Linked DNA regions of Mus musculus: region 1 is linked to region 2. The links are chromatin contacts, found by Hi-C or POLR2A ChIA-PET in ENCODE. All regions are on one chromosome and are shown on one strand. The core of a region is the stretch at or near the end of the contact, and the rest is flanking DNA. Distances in the headings are between cores, read along the strand shown. Region 1 holds the start of Mtln (mitoregulin). Region 2 holds the start of Mrps5 (mitochondrial ribosomal protein S5).

Evidence for each region. Hi-C counts contacts between places; a loop is a spot of excess contacts on that map. ChIA-PET counts read pairs that join two places held with the same protein, here RNA polymerase II (POLR2A).
Region 1: a loop to region 2 is called in a map of heart, with 3 times the contacts of the local background. The contact joins the promoter of Mtln here to the promoter of Mrps5 in region 2. A Hi-C loop is called at or near these places in 1 of 37 maps with a recorded cell type or tissue (heart). POLR2A ChIA-PET finds 5 or more read pairs at or near these places in 2 of 5 experiments (both embryonic stem cell).

Annotation. Positions count from the first base shown.
Region 1 is chr2:127,789,951-127,794,449 of GRCm38, reverse strand. It overlaps Mtln (mitoregulin), which reads left to right and starts at 1,962. Exons shown (of 2, transcript NM_001384135.1): 1 at 1,962-2,316; 2 at 2,618-3,068. The coding sequence starts at 1,983. The coding sequence ends at 2,153.
Region 2 is chr2:127,586,024-127,590,272 of GRCm38, reverse strand. Mrps5 (mitochondrial ribosomal protein S5) reads right to left here and starts at 2,847. Exons shown (of 12, transcript NM_029963.2): 1 at 2,788-2,847. The coding sequence starts at 2,845. It also overlaps a transcript of Zfp661 not described here.

The DNA of each region.
Region 1 (4,499 bases), core at 713-3,212, 210 kb before region 2:
GGGTGTGTTGGGGTTCCCTGGACTGGGCGAAGTGGGTGTGCTGGGTTCTGGTGATGGTGAGTGGTCTTGGTTCCTGTTAGTAAGATTCCTCCGTTTACCTTTCGCCATCTGGTAATCTCTGGAGTTAGTAGTTATAGTTGACTCTGTTTAGAGATTGTTCTTCTGGTGATTCTGTTACCGTCTATCAGCAGACCTGGGAGACAGATTCTCTCCTCTGAGTTTCAGTGCTCAGAGCACTCTCTGCTGGCAAGCTCTCTTACAGGGAAGGTGCGCAGATATCTTGTATTTGGACCTCCTCCTGGCCGAAGAAGAAGGCCCAAAACAGGACCTTTCTCAGACACTGTGTTGCTTTGGCAGTTCCCAGGTGGTACAGACTCTCACCTAAGCAGACTAAATTCCTAAGTTCCTTGGAGTCCCGGGACCAAGATGGCGACCGCTGCTGCTGTGGCTTAGGCCGCCTCCCCAGCCGGGCGGGCACCTGTCCTCCGGTCCGGACGGTGGCCGGCTGTCCCCGGCCCACAAAGGGTGCTGCCTCAGCGCCTCTGTGCTTCCGCCTGTTCCAGAAGCTGTCAGGTTCTCTGGCGCACCCTCTCACCTGTTCAGACTAATTTCCTAAGTTCGGCGGGTCCCGGACCAAGATGGCGACCGCTGCTGCTGTGGCTTAGGTCGCCTCCCCAGCCGGGCGGGCACCTGTCCTCCGGTCCGGAAGGTGGCTGGCTGTCCCCGGCCCACACAGGGTGCTGCCTCAGCCCCTCTGTGCTTCTGCCTGTTCCAGAGGCTGTCAGGTTCTCTGGCGCACCCTCTCACCTGTTCAGACTAATTTCCTAAGTTCGGCGGGTCCCGGACCAAGATGGCGACCGCTGCTGCTGTGGCTTAGGCCGCCTCCCCAGCCGGGCGGGCACCTGTCCTCCGGTCCGGACGGTGGCCGGCTGTCCCCGGCCCACAAAGGGTGCTGCCTCAGCGCCTCTGTGCTTCCGCCTGTTCTAGAAGCTGTCAGGTTCTCTGGCGCACCCTCTCACCTGTTCAGACTAATTTCCTAAGTTCGGCGGGTCCCGGACCAAGATGGCGACCGCTGCTGCTGTGGCTTAGGTCGCCTCCCCAGCCGGGTGGGCACCTGTCCTCCGGTCCGGAAGGTGGCCGGCTGTCCCCGGCCCACACAGGGTGCTGCCTCAGCGCCTCTGTGCTTCCGCCTGTTCTAGAAGCTGTCAGGTTCTCTGGCGCACCCTCTCACCTGTTCAGACTAATTTCCTAAGTTCGGCGGGTCTCAGACCAAGATGGCGACCGCTGCTGCTTCTCTTTTTTAAGTACTTAAAGGTCATTGGTCTGACAATGTCCACTTTTTATTCCATTGATGAGAGCTGTGGCTATTGCATTGACACTAGTAACTTGGAAGATTATATATTAAAATACCCTGTATACTGGGGTAAGAGAAAACGTATTAAAGACCATTTCATCTAAATTTGTTCTTTTTAAGTGTTATTAAGTTTTTTTCTCTATTTGTTTATTTTAAAATCGAGTTACCAGAAAGCTTAGATAAGAAAAACGAACAAAGCCGGGCGTGGTGGCGCAGGCGTTCCAGCACTTGGGAGGCAGAGGCAGGCGGATTTCTGAGTTCGAGGCCAGCCTGGTCTACAAAGTGAGTTCCAGGACAGCCAGGGCTATACAGAGAAACCCTGTCTCGAAAAACCAAAAAGAAAGAAACAAAACAAAACAAAAACGAACAATAGTAGATAACACTTCGGGTATGATGCAAGTGAATATCTGACTAATGTCAAACAAGAAATGTAGAAGAAACGCGGAGCCCATCAGAAACCAAGACCATCTCACATCACAGTTAAGACTCCTGATCTAAGAGTCAGGGAACTCTGCTTCCTTTCCTGTCCTTTCCTCGCGCAGACTCAGAGCGGGCCTCAAGCGAGCGCTGTGGCATCTGATCCTTGCGCCAATCCGTAGCTCACTCTACTTTGTGCTGAGTGGTTGCAATGGCGGACGTGTCTGAGAGGACGCTGCAGGTGTCCGTGCTAGTGGCTTTCGCCTCTGGAGTGGTCCTGGGCTGGCAAGCGAATCGGCTGCGGAGGCGTTACCTAGACTGGAGGAAGCGGAGGCTGCAGGACAAGCTGGCAACGACTCAGAAAAAGCTGGACCTGGCCTGAGCACGCGCTGCAGCCCGAGTCCGCCGGGTTCTCACTCCCTAAGCCCAACGCAGCCCGGATCGTGGGAGCCGCGCGACCCAGGAGTCGTCCTTGCACGGCTTGCAAGAACATGGCTTGCTTCAGAAAGAAAATAGTTTTGTCTTCTCTAACAACTTACTTTCAGGTATTAACAGCTCAGTTTGCTGAGGGTATTTAATGGGAATGTTTTACCACGTGCGATGCAGTTACACCTTAACATTTAACTTCGAAATGGGGGAGGGAGTCATTTCACGCCCAGCCTCCACATTCATAGGGTCCACAGTGGCTTTTTAACGTGGATGGCAGGAGCTTTGCGTTTCATCATAGTTATTCTTCAGTCCTATAGTTTTCTTCTCTTAGTTCATGGTTTGCGATCACAGTACAGAAATTTGAAGTTAAAGATACTACTGTGTTACTGATTTTTTTTTCTTACTGTTTTTCAACAGCTTGTCGAAGATGAAAATAAAAAGCACTGGAGAGAAATAATTTCTTGCACTTTATGAATCTATTTTTAAAATAAAAAATTAAACATCTTTGAATCTTTTTCCTCCTCACAAAAGAAAGCAGTATTTTTGCCTACCATTCAGTTTGCTGCAGTAAGAGATTTGGAGCCTGAAAGCAGAGACTTTCTGATGGAATCTCACCTTGGTACAGCCTGGAGGCAGATCTGATCAACGGACCATTATGAGTCATTTTTCTAGACATATTCAGAAAACCTAGGAGCTGTGTCAAATGCCTGAATTAAGCATTACAAATGCAAGATATTTGCACTTTGAAGAATGTAGAGAGTAAAAAAACTAAAATTAAAAAAAATAATGCATGTGATATAACGGAATATATATGTGAAAGAGAAACTGTTGAGTAAGCTTAAAGATAAATGCCAGTCCTATCAAGTGACCAAAGCCTTGGTTATTTATAAGATGTATTTCTGACGCATTGTCTACATTTTTAAGAAAATCAGTTTGTTCTCCAGGGAAACACCATGGCCCATTTTCCTAGGATTATTGAGCCTTATATGTGACTTAGATCTTATTCTATGAATCCAGCAAGGGCTGAAACGCCAGTTTTCAGAGAGCCATCCTGTCTGGGCTTTAGTTGGCTGAAGCTTTCTAGTCAGCATTCCTCACTGAGAACTAGGTGAAGATCTTTGAGGTAGAATAGGGTTCTTATCTGCCTGTGGGTGGTGGCGGTGGGCAGTTGTGTGGGGACCAGAGGTCAGCATCAGTGCCTTCCTGGACTGTTCTTCACCTTTTCTTCTTCTCTTGTATGTGTAGTGTGTGTACTGAATATATGTCCACGTGTGTGTGAGTGCATGTGTGATGTGTATGTAGGTGTAGACTGGAAGTTTGTCCTGGAGACTGCTACTTCCACTGTGGGTTCTGAGAATCCAAAGTCTTGGTCCTGTAACTACTGTTACAGATTGCCCCATTCCACCCCAGGTTTTTACATGGGTGCTGGGTGTTTAAGCCAGATCTTCATGCATGTGCAGTAGGCATTTTCCCAGGTGATCCATCTCCAGCCCCAGAGCAGGGTCAGCTCTGTTGTCAACATCATTTATTGAGGCTTAGTTGGGATAGGTTTTTTGAAGTACATTTTGTCCTAAACTGAAAACTTGGGGTTAAATTGACTTGTGGCTGGACTAGCTCCGCCTCTGGGCTGTTCCTGGAAGACCAGGTATTTGTGCTGTTTTAGGTTTTCGTTTGTTTTATGATTTTTTTTTATGAGTTTGAATGTTTTGTGTTTTGTCTGCATGCATGTCTGTGTACCACATAGATGCCTACTTGGTACTTGCAGAGGCCAGAGAAAAGTGTCACATCCCCTAGAACTGGAGTTATAAGGCAATTACAAGCTGGTTCCTGGGAACTGGACCTAGGTCCTGAGCAAGAGCAGTCAATAATCTTAAAAACGGAGCCATGTCAGCAGCCCTCGTCTCATTGCTTAAGTGCAGCATCCGGCTATGTTCATCCTTTTCTAAGTCACTTCTAGCATCCTGCTCTAAACATGTAGGTGCCCTATGCCCTTGCTCTCTACTACTACTACCTGTTTGTATGTCCTGTGTGTCCCTAGCTTTGTAGTGGACCATTCCCCTGGACATTTCTTTTCCTTCTACCCTCCTACTTAACTATATGAAGTTCCCTCTGATAAGTTATTTCTCCACCGGTGAAATGAGCCAATTCAAGCCAGATTAGTGAGTTCAATGACCCAAAGGACCAAGGCCAGAGAAATGACAGTAGGAAGAGAGAAGTTGGGGAGGGGAAAGAGAAAGAGAAAGGTTGCCGGTAGAGGGAGAGACCAAAACCTCTGGATTACTTAGGGAAGAGCCTCAGG
Region 2 (4,249 bases), core at 1,598-4,097:
CAGATCCCCACTCCTGCTCCCTCTGGCACCCACCAGCCCTCACTCAGCGTGGCGTTCTAGCACCGACTCTGACAGCAGAGCTGAGAAAACTCATGTATGGAGACAGCGGGGCAGTAAAATCCAGATGGAGGAAGTGCAGGTCTGCCTCTGATCATCAAAAACTAAACCAGACAGAGGCCAAAGGTCTATAAAACTCGTAAACAATCACAACCTTGGACTTGGCAGTGGTTTCTTAGATACAACACCAAAAGCACATGCTACCAAAAGGGAGAGGGGGAAAACAGATGAATGAGACCATCAAAATTTCAAACCAATGTGTTCAATGCTAGAAACAGCTTGGCGGCACAGCTCTTGCCTGATGTGCACTAGGCCCTGGATGCTCAAAAACAAAAACCTGTGTTTCAAGGAACACTATTAATGTCAGGTATACTAGTATATCCCAGCATTTGAGAAGCTGAGGCAGAAGAATCACTGTGCGTTTGAGGCTAGACTACATTCATAGTGAGAACCTTGGCAGGGGAGGGGGTCTTAAAAGTTAACATGCAAAACTCTTTAAAAAAAAAAAGTTTATGCACAGTGCACATGCCTTTTATCCTAGCCTGGAAGCAGAGACAGGCTGACCTCTGTGAATTCGAAGCCAACCCGCTCTACATAGTGAGTTTCAAGATAGCCAAGACTACACAATGAGAGCCTGTCTCCAAAAATACTTTTTTTTCTTGCAGATTATATATCTGACAAGAGACTTATTTCTAGAAAATGCAACGAAGTCTTCCAAATCAAGAATAAAAAGTCAACCCAAGTGACAATGAACAGGAAGTAACCTGTTAGTACAGGCTCACAGACCCTGCTATGAGAGAGACTGGAACAGGAGGATGGGAAGTTCAAACCCAGCACCGGGCTAGAGAGTGATTGCAACAGCAGCCTGGGCAAGCTGTTGAGATATGTCTCAAAAAACAAAAATTTACTTCTTGTTTCTGTGATAACATATCCAGGCATAAGGAACTTAAGGGAGAAAGGGTTTATTGGGGCTCACAGTCCCAGAGAGATTCAGACCACCATGGAAGAGAAGTCATGGCAGCAAGCAGTGAAGACATGGCGGCAGAAAACCACATCCACACCCCGGAAGCAGGTGATCAGGCGTGGAAGGCAGGTGATGAAGCTCCCTAGCCCACCTCCACAGACTCACTACCTCCAGCATGGCTCCGGCTCCTAAGCATCCATAACCCATGGCTCTACCGACAGGATCCAAGCCTTCTAACACTCGAGCGTGCAGCTCAGTTGTAGAGCATGTGCCTAGCATGCACACGGTTAGATCAAGTGTTTCCCTCTAATCTAGGAAATTCATGGTCAAGAACCACACAATCAAGTTACAGGCGCACACAGACAAAAGATTTGAACAGATATTGCTTCAAGAACATACACACATGGCTATTAAGCGCATGGAAACGAGCCCATTAGAAATCAAAGCCACAAAATTAGTATATCGTCACAGCTTGGTTCTCTGAACAGGACAGACAATAACAAGTGCTGGCAAAGAGAAACTGAAGCCCCTACACAGTGCCGGTGGAGCTGTAAAATGGTACAGCTACTTGGTAGTTAGTTCCTTAGTTAAACACTGAGGTGTCACTTCAACCAGCAATTCCACCCAGGAAATACCCACAAGAGGACGGACATGTGCACAGACAGAAGCACAGCATCCAAATGTTTTAACATCAGTCCTAACAGCCAAAAGATGGAAACGGCTCAAACGTTCATCCGCCAATGAGTGGATAAACAAAATGTGGTGTAATGGACACAAGAGTATTATTGGCTCACAAGCAACATGGGACTGGTATGTCACAGCAGGGACAAATCCTGACAACACAGCATTATTGGCAGATGCCAATCGTAGAAACCAGATGCCCAGAACAGACAAGCTATGGACAGATGGGAAATAGATCAGTAGTCTCCCAGTGTTGACGGCTAGTGAGAGATGGCGAGGGGTGGGGGCAACAGTTAAAAGGTACAGTTGTTTTTTCTTTTGGAGTGATGAAAATGTTCTCAAACTGACTGTGATGATAAATGCACCGTCTACAAAAACACTAAAACAAAACCTTTGAAGTGTACACTTTAGATAGATCACCTGCGAGCGCTAGTGAATGTTACAACTTACTATGGACAGAGGCCTTAATGAGATGGTTTCAACGCCGGCAAAACAAACGAAGGCTCAAGTCACATACCCTATCAAGTGATTTCAGGTTAAATATTGCAACAAAATGAACTTTCTGGACCAGGACCTTGAGCACAATGTCCAGCGCGAAGCTATTCCTACAAGCCAACGCCATGCTAGAGATCGGCACACAACTGAAAAGGGCGGCAGGAAGACGGTGACAGCAAAAGTATATTCTGGCAAACGGATCGGCCCAGACGCTAAAATGACAGCTAGTTAATCTAACAGACTCAGTAAGAGTCTGTTAGACTTTTTGCTGGCGGCACTCTGACTCGAGACAGGGATTGACATCACCCTATGAACCACAGACTATGCTTGCTACATTCGCTCCTCCTCACAGAGTGGGCCTGAACGGTCTCCCTGGCCGAAAGCACACTGCCCAGTTCACTCCTTATACTCTCAAACGGCGCGACCAGAGAGGGACAGAAGGCGCGCAAGGTCACACAGCCGGCCGGACCCGAATGGGAGACTGAGATCAAGGACTCGGCGACTTCTCGCGTTCCTGGAGCCTAGACTCGACAGACCCGAGGGAAAGACCCCTGCTCGCGCGCGCTTTCGGTCCGGGTCCCAGGGCTCACCTGCCTGCAAGCTACACAATGCAGGGAGACAGCCTGCAGCGCGTACGGCCGCCGCCATGCTGGAGCCGGAGCAGCGACTCCGCCTGTCTCTGGAACCGCCTTCCTCACCGCCTGCAGCAACGAGCTGCGACCGCGCCTTGTCACAAGTTCGTCGTCAGCGCAGAGAGGTGTGCTGAGGCTCGAGGGCCACCATTCAGCGCACACGGAAAACTGCCCTCGTGGACCACAGAGGAAACTGAGTCAGGCTCAGCCTCGGACAGCTGCTCAGGGGTCCTCGCGCTAGGACCCCGGGCAGGGGCGGGGCGAGGGCGGGGCTAGCTCTGGGCTCTTTTCTCTGATAGTAGCCTAATGGATCACATCTCACCAGTAGCAGGCTTGACCTGGCAAAGTCAGTTCTGCGGAACCGGGAAAGAGTCTGGGAACATCGGGAAGGAGCCCGGGGGTGAATGAGACAAAGTGTGGGAAGTCCGTAAAGGCCCAAAGTTTATTAAACATATGTTGCCTTTGTTGTGTATTCATGGTACAGGTTGTTCACACACAGTCATGTTCCAGCCCGAGGCCACGGGTTTTACCCCACCTGCTCATGGCTTTACACTATCCATGCTTGCCCAAATGAGTCACATATGATGGTTCTGGACTCCTCCCCTGAAACTTTAAGCCTGCAATAAACTGTTTCTGTGTTGCCCTGGTCATGGTGTTTTGTCACGGCAATAGAAAGTAACACAGGGGCTTTCTTCATTAGCTTCTTGGGATTATCATTTAAGGCTTCTACCTTTCCTGAGGGCAGTGGTTGTTGGGCAAGCCACATTTGCTACCTAATGTCTTGGTCATGATTCGAAACACCTGCAGTCTCTGAGCAAGTTCAGAATTGCTTGTGAGAGTGCCTTGGCTACTTTGTAAGTCTTTGCAGCACAGGCTGGGGAGGCTTTAGTTCATTCAGTAAGGATATCCATGAAGACCTATAGGCAGCTGAAGACGTGGCAAGACTTGGTAAACTATGTCCTCCAAATCTGTCACAGGTTCGTGACCATGTCTGAGCACATACCATGCAGCCCCCAAGAAACTCAGGAGCAGACTGGAAGAATCATTTTCCTGAGAAGAGGTGATTGTATGTTTCTCCTGACCTTGTCCAACCAAAGTATCACAGGGCTCTTTTACAAGCTCTCTGGGAACATAGTTGAGGATTTCTGTATGCAGCCATCCTTCAGAATTGCAGAAGAACCCTTTCACAGCTGCCCTTTTCACTGCCTTAGGGGCAGACCGAGGCTTACAAGAGATCCATGAGACTGACAGAGGCGAAAGGGATCAACAAAAATTAGACAGCAGTGCTGAGACCTTGGCAGCCTAGTGATATGATTTATTCCCTCTACTGACAAGCCACCCATTTAGTGCCCCCTGTAGCCGACATAGCAACACTGGAGAGTTTCTGGATGCCATGCACGAGAGACAAAACCTGTGGTCA